Linked DNA regions of Mus musculus: region 1 is linked to region 2. Evidence: chromatin contacts called from ENCODE Hi-C or POLR2A ChIA-PET data. All regions are on one chromosome and are shown on one strand. The core of a region is the stretch at or near the end of the contact, and the rest is flanking DNA. Distances in the headings are between cores, read along the strand shown. Region 1 has its middle 24 kb from the start of Gm39608. Region 2 holds the start of Lgalsl (lectin, galactoside binding-like).

Evidence for each region. A loop is a pair of places that touch in the nucleus more often than their neighbours do. ChIA-PET counts read pairs that join two places held with the same protein, here RNA polymerase II (POLR2A).
Region 1: a map of heart shows a loop between it and region 2 (2.0-fold over the local background). The contact joins the enhancer-like site here to the promoter of Lgalsl in region 2. A Hi-C loop is called at or near these places in 2 of 37 maps with a recorded cell type or tissue (both heart). POLR2A ChIA-PET finds 5 or more read pairs at or near these places in 1 of 5 experiments (embryonic stem cell).

Annotation. Positions count from the first base shown.
Region 1 is chr11:20,871,229-20,877,877 of GRCm38, reverse strand. No RefSeq gene overlaps it. Among named protein-coding and RNA genes, the nearest start is that of Gm39608, 24 kb to the left of the region's middle. Within about 2 kb of position 4,882, at least 1 of the 3 ENCODE cell types and tissues checked has a DNase peak (open chromatin) inside an H3K27ac peak, as active enhancers do; it is heart, where a contact is called at or near this core.
Region 2 is chr11:20,826,295-20,833,291 of GRCm38, reverse strand. Lgalsl (lectin, galactoside binding-like) reads left to right here and starts at 2,184. Exons shown (of 5, transcript NM_173752.4): 1 at 2,184-2,318; 2 at 2,945-3,016; 3 at 3,166-3,254; 4 at 3,846-4,023; 5 at 6,777-6,997. The coding sequence starts at 2,283. The coding sequence ends at 6,920.

The DNA of each region.
Region 1 (6,649 bases), core at 3,633-6,132, 42 kb before region 2:
TCCAGCTTTAGAAGTAAGTTGAAACTTTTGCTTTATTTATGGCAGATAACTTATACTCATTGGCTTAAGAAAAAAATCTCCACTAGTTGACTGAGAACATAGGCATCCCTGAGCCTTTCCATGAGTAATGCGTCCATCACAGTTTCAGCCACACTGCTACCTCTTGTAAGGTCATTAGACCAGAACCAGAGTAAGTGCTCATAGTAGTTCATATTTTTTGAGTACCTGTATTTTGTGTCTAATACAGTTCTAAATAATTTTATATATACTAATTCACTGAACACTTAACAACAACTCTTTAAAGCTCAGAGGAGTTACAGAAGGGAAAGCATGTATCTTTGACACAGAGACTGTTGCTATTATTGACAGAAAAAGAAAAAATGTGTTTTTATTTTTAAAACTGGCAGCTGTTTGAATATATGCCACCAGGAGAATGAGAGGTTATACTACTCTGGTTAAGAAAATTCCTTGGTTTTCCCCTGTACTTGACTGCAAATTTCACACACACACACACACACACACACACACACACACACACACACACACTCACACACACACACTCACACACACACACATACTCACACACACACACACACACACACACACACACACACACACACACGGCCGGGGGCGGGGGGGCTTTAGGAAAAATCATCTCAAGTTATAAAATAGTAATAACTAAATAGCTAATAGTCTTTTTCTCTGCTTGTCACTTCCCTTTGTTTCCTGAACCTTTTTGTTCCCGAAGGCCAAGACAGGGCAAGGGACAGACCCTTGGTGAAACCTGTAAACAAGGAATGAGGATATCTGAAGACAGACAGATGGCCATGAAATAAAATCCAACGTGAATGTATGTGCTTGTGATGAGATTGCAAGCAGTGTCTTACTGTATGGCTACTCCATGGTTGTTGATCCATCTTGTTGATTGGCATCTAAGTTATTTAAGTCTGATTGCTGTTTTAAATAAAGTTTCCATGAAATTTGTCACCCCGTTCCTTTTAGATATATACGTTCATTTTCCTTGGGTAAATACCCATGAGTAGACTTAGTGGCTCATTGAGTAGGCCTTGTTTAAGTTTATAAAAATGATCAAAAGTTTCCCCAAGGTGGCAATACCATGTGTACAACCAGAAATGTGGAGAGGTATGGGTGACCCAGATATAAGGCTTTCAATTTAGCAATTAAGTGTGGGTTTGGAATGGTATTCCGTGTGATTTTAATGCACATTCTCTTGATGGTCATAGATACCAGGCATATAGTCATATCTTTATTTTCCATTCATTTATCTGAACTACCTGTTCAAATCTGCTGCCCATTTAAATCCTTATTTGTTGCAGTTCTGAAGCTGATTGCCATGAGGTCCTCAGACATTACAGTTATGAGTCTTCTGTCACATGCATCCAGTGAGCCCTTTCTACTCTGTAACACTGTACCCCTCTTAATGGCTTGGCTTAGTAGTCAGATTTTAATTGTACTAATTTCGCCCTCTTCTGTGATTATTTAAGAAAAATTTGCCAGGCCGGGCAGTGGTAAGTACTGATATCAGGTGCTGAGTCCTATGCTGTTGGCAATTGTGAGCCCATTGCATTTCCCTTTAAGTTGCAAACTAAAGCCAGACATAAGAGATACCTGTAGTGCCAGCCCCTCAGAGGACTCAGTGGGAGGATCAAGAATTCAGTGCCAGCTTGGGCCATATAATAAGACCCAGTTGCAACAAATAAATAAATACTAGGTTTAGCCTGTCAATCTCTACAAAAACCTAGTGAGATTACAAATTATACTATGCTAAATCGTTAGGTTATTTTAATTAAAATTGACAATAATGAATCTTGCAATCTGTGTATCCTTGTGTTTTTTGTAGACCCGTCTTTCTACTTTTCAATAACCTCTTGTACCTACATTCATTTGGGGGGAGTGTGTATGTGTGTGTGTGTCTGTCTGTCTGTCTGTCCGAGAAAGGGTCTGTTGTAGCCTAGGTTGGTGGCAGATTTTGTCCTAGGCTATTTTTGTTTCCACTGAGGTGATTGTGTGGCATTCTCTCCTTTATTCTGTAACTGTTTGAATTACACTGATTAATGTTTCCAATGTTTTATCCACTCGTCAGTGGTCTAAGTAAGCCCTAGCCAGATGTACTGTCGTGACTGTGGCTGAATCCCCTGTCTGAAGGATTCTGTGTCACAGCTATAGCCATCTGACATTTTCATTTCTTTGTCAGGTCTTAATATCAAAGTTTTGGCAACTTTATGAAATGACTTAGTAAATTTTCCTCTCTCTCCTTTTGAAATTGTCTATGTAAGGTTTGTAATTTTCTCTTTTTGTTTTAATGGCACTCACAAGGGAAGCACTTTGAATTGGAATTTTCTTTATGGGATGCTTTTGACGATTCTATTTCTTTATAAAATACCGATGATTTCAAAATTTCTGTTTCTTCCTATGTTAATCTGCCCTCTTTAGGGTATGGATGTTATGTACATACATGTGAATGTGTGTGAAAGACATACCTCATGCACACGTGTGTCATGTGTGGAGGCTAGACTTGCCATTAGGTGTCTTCTTCTGTTGCTCTCTATTAACCATTAGAGAAGCAGGGTCTCTCACTGACCCTGAATAGCTCCAGTTGCCTATACTACTTGGCACCAAGCAGCAAAGAACATTTTGTGTCAGTGTCCCCAGGATTGGGGATATAGACACACACCATTGTGCCCTCAGTCATAATGCCCACTTCTTACGTGGGTGCCAGGGTTTGAACTCATAGCCGCATACGTACCCAGCAAGTTCTGAATCCCATGGAGCCAGCTCCACAGCTGCACCGACTCTTTTTCTGAGCTGTGGTTTTACAGAATTGGTTTGTTTCACTTGTTATTGCTGTCGGAACATAATAGCTCATACCTGGAGATACTGACTATCATGGTATCTATAGACTCAGTCATGATCTGCCTTCCTCATCGATGTACTTTCTCTTTTCATTGATCAGATATTCATGGGTTTATCATTTTAATTAAAGTTTTTCAAAAAACTATTTTTCACTTAAAAAAAAATCTCGGTGGGTTGGTAGTGATGCCCCCGTTTGATCCTAGTCCTCTGGAGACAGATGGAGACCTGGTCTACAGAGCGAGTTCCAACATAGCCAAGGCTACACCAAGAGACCAACTTTAAAAAAGAAAAATCCTTTTATTTCTGGTATTTTTCTGGTATTCTCATTGCTAACTTTATATTTATTACTTTCTTCCCTTCTTCGGGTTTAATTCCTTTAACTTTTCTACATTTTACAGTAGACACTTGAATTATTGATTTTACATCTTTTTATGTTTTAAATATTTTAGTTTTTTGAAGGTACTAATGACTTCTCATTAACATTCAATTAGACTATCACGCACACCAACATGCACATACACACATACATACCCACACATGCACTCGCGCACACATACACACACCAACCCTTGGCCATGCAAGGTGAGCATTCTACCACTGAGACAGATCCCCAACCTAGAACATTTTCTAATTTCTCTTAAAATTTCTCCTTGATTCATAGCATATGTATTATTTGATACACAAACCTATGTAGTTACCTAAGTTCATTTATTGATGCCTAATTTTTTTCTATTGTGTCACAGAACATACTAATGTTTCATCTTTGAAGCAATTTCTAATGAAACATGCATGGCAAAGCTTATAAAAACTGGGAAGTGGACATTGCAGACATGCAGTGGGAGCTGGAGGAGGAAAGGGTGACTTTCTCAGGGACCAGTGACAGAAAGCTGGTAGAAGGGTTTATTTGAACTGGGTATTGATGAGCAACGTAGAAAAAATGAGAAGCCAGAGGATCCGCAGACAGGACAAGGAAAAGTTAAACATAATATCCTTTCAAAGAAGGGAAGAACTACGGTTATTTCTCAAAGCACTGTTGGGAAAATGCACACAGACTTGTATTCAAATGCTCTCCCTAAGCTCACTGTTCTGGTAAGCTCTGATTCTTGCATGCCGTCTTTCAAGCTGCTTAAAGAATGCCCAGCTCCCTCCGGCACTCTGAAGGTTTATTTATTTCTATTTTGTGTGTTTGGGTGTTTTACTTGCATGTATGTCTGTGTACCATAAGTGCTCAGTACCCATGAAGGCCAGAAGAAGGGGTTGTGGATCCCATGGAACTAGAGTTAAAGATAGTTGTATGTTGTGGATGGCTCCGTGCTGCTTGTATTTTATGTTAATTCTGCTCTCCCAGGAGAGGTTCTCTGGAATGAGGAATGAGTCACGTGCTCAGGTGGTGTCTTGTGAGCCAGTTCCCTAATGAATAAAGGAGCCAATCACTGGGCGAGTAGGTGGGACTTCTGGGTTGGACAGAGGAAAAGAGGAAGCAGGAAAGAGTCAGGTCTTTTTGGAATGGAGACAGACAGCATAAGGGTAAGATGTAGCTGCTAGAGTTTCCCAGTATCATGGCGGGTCCGCAAGGATTCACCACTGGAGGAATCAGATTTTAATAAGCCTTACAAGATTAGGTTTTAGTTGTGCCCAGAGAATGAGTTACCATTGTTTCTGAACCAAGTTTGTGTTGTGTTTTCCTTCACACGGCAGCTTGTCTAGATTAAAGAGAGAAAGGTACGGTAGCAAAGCATGGGTTTGCCTGAGGTGCCCCACAAAGGCCTTGGAGGACTTGTGTAAGCACTGGGTTGGTGTGGTAACGACCCACCATTGGGAATCCAGCGAGCTGGGTGGAGAGATTGTGGAGTTCTGAGTCAGAGTGTCCATGAGATAAAAATAGGTCAGCCATGGCCAGTCAGCGCATGGCTAGCCAGGCCGCTGGAGCAGAGGCACAAGAGTGGGAACATGCCAGCTCGACTTTTAAAAAAATATTTCCCGCAAGAGTTGTGAGCCACATGGGACTTGAACCCAGGTCCTCTGGAAGAACAGCAAGCACTCTTCAACACCAAGCTATCTTTCAAGCTGTTCCCCACTGCCCACCCTGCCACACACACAAATACACACGCTTGCTTTTAAACACTTTGAACTCTAGATCCGGCCACCCCCTATTTCAGAATCTGAAACAGAAACAATATAGTTTAGTGATGAGAAGGGCCAGATTTCATAACTGGAAAGCAATCTGTTACTTTTAGGGTGTTTAACTGTTCTGTGGCTGCTTCCTCTGTCCACAGTGCAATGAGAGGGACACACTGAGCATTCTGCTTTCCCAGTCACATAATCTCCTTTATCTCCTTTCTTGGAAGTTTAAAATCCCCAGTGACATCACTGAAGATAGGCTTAGCTGGTCTGTCTTAAAAAGTCACTCTTGAAAAGGTCATAGTAGGGAGGCAGGAAACCCTGGGGATTTGTGTCGTATGAAAACAGCTACTGGGTGCTGGAGAGATGGCTCAGCGGTTAAGAGCACTGACTGCTCTTCCAGAGGTCCTGAGTTCAATTCCCAGCAACCACATGGTGGTTCACATCCATCTGTAATGGAATCTGATGCTCTCTTCTGGTGTGTCTGAAGACAGCTACAGCATACTCATATTTATATATGAATTTAAATTATATATAATTTAAAAATTAAGAAAAAGAAAAACAGCCACTGGCCAGAGTCCTCTGAGTGGTTGAGGCAAGCAAACCTGAGCCCAGACCACAGCACTTCAGCTGCAGCTCAGACCTACAGGCATCTTTGGGAATTCACATTCGTCAGCCCAGAGCTCCAAGGCAAGAGATGGCTGTTTCTTGCTCCTTCCTCTGTCCTGGGACCAGAGTATTATCTGTGGAAGTTTATCAAGTGAATGAGCTAAGCTGGGCTGCTTTCATTGTCCCCTAAGCTCTGGGCACAGTGGCATGGCCTTTACCCTGAACTTGCAGAAAGTGGGGAGCTGCTGCCACCGGCCGCCACTGCCACCATCTCTGCCTCCGCCATCTTTGGCAGTTCTGGTGGTTGAGTTCCCAGTGTGTTGGCTGGAGTGTTTTCTCATCCCACTCTGCTGCATTCACATCCACATGCCCACCTAAATGCAGCAGTTGTGCCAGCCTAGCCCACGTGCCATGGGCTTGGTTTTCTCATAGATGCCCTGGGAGGAAGGTGATGGAGGGTTGGCCATGGAATAAGAAAGAGCCCTTGAAAGAAAAATTTCAAAAGACCAAGAAACCCCAGCAAGTAAAATGTTTCTATCAAGACCTCCAGTTCTAGACACACAAAAAAATTAGGATTCCTCTGCCTAGGAAAGGTCAATCCAAAGTTGGGCCAAGGAGGGATCGTCTGTGGTTCTTTGACATCTATTGGAAGTTTGGCTTGGTGTCTCATTTTGCCTACCTGAAGTCGGTGTTCTTTTTTTTTTTTTTAAGATTTATTTATTTATTATATGTAAGTACACTGTAGCTATCTTCAGACACTCCAGAAGAGGCATCAGATTTCCTTACGGATGGTTGTGAGCCACCATGTGGTTGCTGGGATTTGAACTCGGGACCTTCGGAAGAGCAGTCGGCGCTCTTAACCGAAGTCGGTGTTCTTTGGCAGAGGCTGTAGATGCAGAAAACAAGCTGGTCCACGTGCGACACATTTCAGCTATGTGTTTACAGTGAAACCTACCCCAAGGACTCCACCTCGAGTGAGCAGTTCCTCCCTGACTGTTGCAACTCTGCCCTCTTTCCCCCTCTGAGAAGGCAGCAGGAATCAAAT
Region 2 (6,997 bases), core at 935-3,434:
AGGGTGGTGGCCCAGCTGCAGGCAATGGTCTCCTCACAATGTCAGAAATCTGTGAGCACAGATGCAGGTACACAGAACCTGAGCCCCCTCCTCCTGTCCTCCTGCCCTGGCTACATGCTGCCTGTTCTCTGGCCCTTGTTACATCAGCTACAGGGATGCGTCAACATCAGAGAGTACAGGTCCATGATGTGACTCAGTGCCAGTATGCTTGCCCTGCACATACAAGGCCATGGGTTTGCTCCCCAGAACCTCCAAAACCAAACCTCCTCTCCCTGGCTCAGAAACTTCCAGTGTCTTTCTGTTCCCTTCAAGTAAAAGGTGTCTCCAAGACCTCAGCCTTCACTTCTGCTCCACATGTCCAGCATTAATCTACAGGTCCCATCTTGCAAACTTTATCTTTACAGTTCCTGAGCCAGCAACCTCTTCTGGAGGTTGAGCCAGCCCTCCCTTTGTCCCTCCCTTCCTCCCTCCCTTTCTCCCTCCCTCCTTCAGAATTCTCAATGTCACTTTCCCAGACTACCCTACTTTAATAGCATCATCCTGCACTCTCCTCCTCCCCGCCTTATTTTTCTGTCTTACTACCTATATACTTGCAAGTTTGCTTATGTCTGCCTCTCCTCGCTACAATGTAATTTCAGCAATGCCCCTGCTAATTCTCAGCTCTTGGTCAACAGCAGACACTCAAAACTGTTGCTTAGAATGTGCTGAGTGTTCTTCTGGGGAAGGTGTGTGAACCAATTTATTAATCTTCACAGTAATTCAAGATAGGATCATCGTAGTAATTATTATCATGTCTGATGAAGAAATTAAGGCACGCTACTATCAGTAATAAGAAACTAAATTTGGACCCAAGACACCAGCCCTTTATAATAACCATGATATATTGTACCACGCTTAGCTAATAGCAAATAATTCAATGATTTTTTCCCTATGCTGACTCTTAGAAATTCAGAGAATCAAAGTATGACTTTAAAATATCAAGTTTCTTGTAATTGCCTAGTATGTTAGAATAATTAATAGGTGTGATTCTCAAGCTCAGATGAGTAAACAGGAGCAAAATGGGAGCCACAATGACAACTCTTCAGTCTCTAATTCTGAGAACCACTTCCACAAAGGCTCCGACTGTGGATTACAGGCATGTTCCCTGTCCCACAGAGATTACCATGATTAGCACTGGTCCATAAAGGGACACAAAAGCTGCAGAGACGCCAGGTCCCCCAAAGGGCCCCTCTGGGACTGTAGCAGCTCACTTGCTCAAGCTCCTTGCTTATTAGTGTGGTGATTCACACAGTGCATTGGGCAAGCCGAGTATGTCACCTAATAGAGAGTATGTTGATACAGCCTTATCTGAGAAGTTACATAATTATGCTAGTGTCAGGATACCATTACAGGAGTCTGAGCCTTAGCGTGAAAGAGGAGTGTATTCCCTAGGAAGTATTACACAAAGAAGGACTGGAGACTCCATTACCCCAAACTAAGCAAGTGACGTAAAATAGCTAAGGACAGAAACTGTGTCCACTTCAAGTTGCGGCTTGGCCGGGCACCTGCTGAAGAATGCTTCCGGGACCCCGACACTAGCCTGCGCTTCCCTGGGAACAGAGGGTTGGTCGGCGCTCAGCAAACTGTCCCCCTAGAGTCCTGGCTGCTTCTTTATTTAGGGTCAAATATGTACAAGCCTTGGACCTCCATTCTCCTTCTCCTCCAAACAGTGCAACTATCTTTCCTCCCACTAGGTTGGAATTCTCTGAAAGAAGCCATACCAGGTCTTCCTCTTTGGAGTCCTCCACCTTCTCTCGACCTCACTCCTGATCCACCCCCACAGTCCCCCAGGATGCGGAAGGAGGTGAGTGAGTAGGGTACCGACCAGGAGTGTCCCCAGCACCTGTCACCTGGCCCACCTGGGCCCTCCCTTCACCCCTTTCCCCAGCCCCACCCACCTTCCCGCCGACAGGCCACCGCCCTCCGGCCTTCAGCCGTGGTCCAATGGCCGTAGGGCAGGGCACGCTTAGCAAGCCGCGGCTCCCGGGCCCCGTCCCCGCCCTGTTCCCGGTTCTCGGTTCCCGAGCCGAGCCCTGCCGCCTTTAAATGCCACCCCAGGCCAACGCACTGCGGCCCTCGCCACCGTCATCCCCTCGCCGCCGCGATCTCCGCGCCGCCCGCCTCCCTTCCCCCTCCCGGGCCTGCGGCCGCGCCAGCCTGGGGCGTGCACGCGCGCCCGTGTGTGCGCGCGCCCGGCTCGGACCCGCGCCCGCCGCCGCGTCCCCGGCGCTCGCTGCAGGAACATGGCGGGGTCGGTGGCCGACAGCGACGCCGTGGTGGTGAGTGCAGCGGCCTCCCGCGAGGCGGGTAGCTCAGAGGGCCGGGGCAAGGACTACGGACCCGCGGTGCCGCGGGAAGCGCGGTACCTGTCAGCCGCCGCGGGGTGCGAGCTCGGGGGGCCCCGGGCGCGGGGCAGGAGGGCGCCGGCCAGGTGCGCGCTGGGCGCGTGTGCGTGCACGTGGGTTAGTGTGGGGCCGCGGTCCCGGCGTCCGGGATTTACCCCTTTGGAAACGGTCCCGCGCCGGGGGCTCCGGAGAGAAGCCGAGCGCTGCCGCTGCACTCCAGCCACGTCCCCGAGGACAGGCCAGGGGGCAGAGACTCCGGGAGCGTTTGTGCTTGGAGAGGGGCCTGCCGCCCACCTACACGGGCTTTGCTTCCCGGGTGGGCCGCGACCTTGAATTTGATCCGGTCTCAAGAGCCTGGGGATCATCAGAGGCTTAGACCGGATGGAAAGGCCGGGTTTTGTTTCGCGGTTATTTAATGGGCTATAAAGAGGCATCATATGTATGTGTGTCTGTGGAGGGCTGCTGGATCACTACAGATTTGTGTTGATTCCTCATCCTTCCATTCACTCCCTAATAAACAAGGGTCTGTGGAAAGCCAATCTGTGTGCTTCTATTTTTAGAAACTTGATGATGGGCACTTAAACAACTCCTTGGGTTCTCCAGTTCAAGCCGACGTGTACTTCCCACGACTGGTAAATCAATGTGCTCCGTGTCTCTGCCTTTATCCTTTTCCCCTCTGGTGCATTTCCTTGCTTTCTAATGGGTCTGATTCTCAGGGCTGAGGGTTTGGCTCGTCTCTAACAGCCCATAAACATCCTGTCTCTCCCCTCTTCCTTTGCAGATAGTTCCATTTTGTGGGCACATTAAAGGTGGCATGAGACCAGGCAAGAAGGTATTAGTGATGGGCATCGTAGATCTCAACCCCGAAAGGTAAGGGCAGAGCCCTGCCATTGCTGAGTCCCGCGGCTGCCTCCTCCCCTTACCCTACTTGCACAGTGTCACTAGTTAGGAGTGCCAAGAAAGTACCATGTTCCCATGAAAAGAATGTGTATCAATCCTAGCCATCATCTCTGCAGATAGCTATTTATATCAGTGATGATAAAAATAGGCCTACAGTTAATCTTTGACCCTTGAGAAGGCCAAAAGACTTCTTTTTTTATGGTTTTGAAACACGGTAGTCGTAACCAAACCTGTTAGAATAAATAAGAACCAAACTTACAAGATGTTTCCCTTGTCAAGTTCTGTGGCTGTTTTTGAGAACTCTGAGATGGATTAATGCAAGGGTGGCCTGAGGCATTTGAAGTCTTCAGTTGTAATTATTTTCAGTTCCACTGGAGTTTTCACCAGAGCCTACTTTAGGTAACAAAATCTATTGGTTTGAGTGTAATCCTTAGTGTCTGTGTTTAAACTGTGTAAACAGTAGCAGCCCATTAAAAGCCGATGAACCCACTGGAGGAGGAACTGGGTCAAGTTAAAATGTTACATCTGACTCCTGGCTAAGTGACACTGTTTTCTTTTTAGCTTTGCCATCAGCTTGACCTGTGGAGACTCTGAAGATCCTCCTGCCGATGTGGCAATTGAACTCAAAGCTGTGTTCACAGACCGGCAGCTGCTCAGAAACTCTTGTATCTCAGGAGAAAGAGGCGAGGAGCAGTCGGCAATCCCTTACTTTCCATTCATCCCAGACCAGCCGTTCAGGGTAGGTACCTTGAGTGCCTGATGCAGTGTTGGCAGGGCCCCTACTTACTCTGTATCTACTGTGTGCCAAGAGCTCTTTAAGAATTTCTTCATGTCCAAGAAATTTGTTGCCCGGAACTTGTCTCGAGGCCGAGAGAAAAGAATAAAAAACAACAAAAGAAGTCTGTTTGCTGATAGATGTTAATGCTTGCCTTAGTAGCTCTTGATTCTCTTCAGACCATATGTTTAGTTAATGGATGCATATATGCATACCTAATTGCTAAGTACTTAACTGTAATTCTACTTAGCCAGTGCGGAGGTATTAATTATTGTTAACTTCTGGGGTGGTGCTAGGGACTGAACCTTGTGCACATTAGTTAAGGTTTCTACAACTTAGCTACACTCCCAATCCTCGTTTTGATTTCTGTTTTGAAACAGGAACTCTCTAAATTCCCCGGCTGGCCTTGAATTTGTAATCCTCCTGGCTCAGTTTACAGAGTATTTTAGATTACAGGCCTATGCCATCAGGTCAAGCTGGGGTATTAATGTAGTAATAATTTTCTGTGTAATTCCCAATATAGTGTGAGGCACATAAATAACCTACCCCCAAGTATCTGATTGATCACTAGATATTAGTAAGTATCCAGAATTTTCATGTTTCTTGGCCTAAATACCTCAAAACCTTATTAGTTATGGGTTTAAAACAATTTAGTGGTTATCATTTCATTTTCTCTTGTTCACTTTGCTAATGAGTCCATATTTGTATAACTATTTTCCCGTGTGGGTTAATTAAGCGTGTCTGTTTCATGGTCATAAGCTGTGTGGCTGACAGGTTTCTTCCCTAGGGCTTGGGTAGAGCTCCTTGGCTCCCAGTCTCTAACAGGCAGGAAACAACCCAGTTTGCCACCCCATCAGGCAGCAGTAGCACTCACTACCTTCCTCTGCAGGACAAATAAGAGGTGCAAGTCAGTAATATAAGAACAGACTTGTGTACGGGTCAGGCCTGGAGATGAGGCTGCTGTCTGCATGAATCGTACCATACGTCAGTAACGGCACCTCGGTTAAAAGCTCTGTGCTACGTATAGACCAGAGTAAACAGAACTGCTCTTGATACCTTGCACTTCACGTGGGTCTTCTCAAGAACCGTGACTGTTTCTCTTTCCTTAGAGTCTAGAACAAAACAAAAATCCATAACTTTTTTACATCAGTAAAGGAAATGAGATTGTTCCCCTTACGACCGGAATCTAGGACGTTTCCCCATTACCTTAGCTCCTCCTTTAGAATGGTAACCCCTTGCGGGCTCCTCTTGCTATGCCACGTTCTTACATGGTAAGCCGTGTGTGTGTGTGTGTGTGTGTGTGTGTGTGTGTGAGCTTGCAAACTGGAAGGCAATTCAGGTGCCATCCTTAGGAACACCACCATCTGCCTCCCTCACTAGCCTGGATCGCACTGATTAGGCTAAACTGGGCTGGCGAGTGAGCCCAGATCCCCACCACTCTACTGCTGGTATTACAGGTGCATTCAGAACCTGCCATTCTTGTGGGAAAATAGAGAATTATACTTGGGTCCTCTTACTTACCAGTCGAGTATTTCCTCAACAGAGCTATCTCAGACGGTAAATCCTTATGCCTGGTTCATGATTGTGAGCTACTGACTAGAAGGGTTACATTGCTTCCCAGCAACAAAAAAATGTAGTGAAATAAGCTGGGTGGTGGCTCACGCCTTCAATTCCAGCACTTAGGAGGCAGGGGCAGGTGGATCTCTGTGAGTTCAAGGCCTGTCTGGTCTACAGAGTAAGTTTGACGACTACCAGGGCTACACAGAGAAACCTTGTCTCTAAATAAAGTTTACACAAATGGAGTGAAATAGAACTTTTTGATGGTATAATTTAAGCAGTAATATGAATTAAATGTGACTGATACCACATATGGCATCCCTTAATGATAACTGTCAATGCTTTTCTACAAGCATCATAGCACAGCCAATTCATAAGCTCTGTGGTGGCCAGGAGGTGGTGGCTCATACCCTTGGTCCCAGCACTTGGGAGGCAGAGGCGGACAGATCTCTGTGAAATTGAGGCCAGCCTGGTCTACAGAGTGAGTTCCAGGACAGTCAGAGCTATATGAAGAAGCCCTGTCTCAACAAACAAGCAAACAAACAAAATCCCAACAAACCTCTGTGGTGAATTATGGAGAAAGAGAGGGAAAAGGTTTACCATGTGGAGTCAGTGTTTGTTTGTTTTAACAAAGCCTTGTTAATTACACATTCTTGGTCCAATGCTTATTACTGTGTAATCTCCCTTAGTGTTTATTTACCATGATTGTCTAGACTATTATTAGATGCTGCTAAGGGCTACCAGCCATGCATCAGGAGAGGCCCCCCTGCAGGTAGGATGGCTTGTTTGGCATCAAGTGTCATGTGAAGAGATTGGTGCTCCTTCACACCTCTACCTGGAATATGGGAGGAATTGTCTGTTCCAAATCTTTCACTGGTATGGAGTGGTGATTCTCTCAGTGGGTTCCCTGCTCCAGCCTTAGCACTGGGGAGGGTGCAGATTTTTAGATCGAGCTCTGGACTTCCTGAATTGAGAGCTGGGGGAATGGGAACCCAGCAGTCTGCACCCTAGCTAGCATTCAGCAATTTGTGATGTTTGAGATCTACGGTGGGCCTTGCTTATCTTCTCCACAATGAAGTGTGGTTATGTTGTTGGTTTCCCCCTTACTCCAGCAGGATTCATCCAAAATTATGCATTGTTATTATTTTTGTTTCTTCTAGGTGGAGATTCTTTGCGAGCACCCACGTTTCAGAGTGTTTGTGGATGGACACCAACTTTTTGATTTTTATCACCGTATTCAAACATTATCTGCAATTGACACCATAAAGATCAATGGGGACCTCCAGATCACCAAACTTGGCTGATGTTTAAAGCACTTCTATTTCAAATATGATCGATCAGGTGCCACAACTACATGTCTGAAAGAAGTGTCCTAACCAGA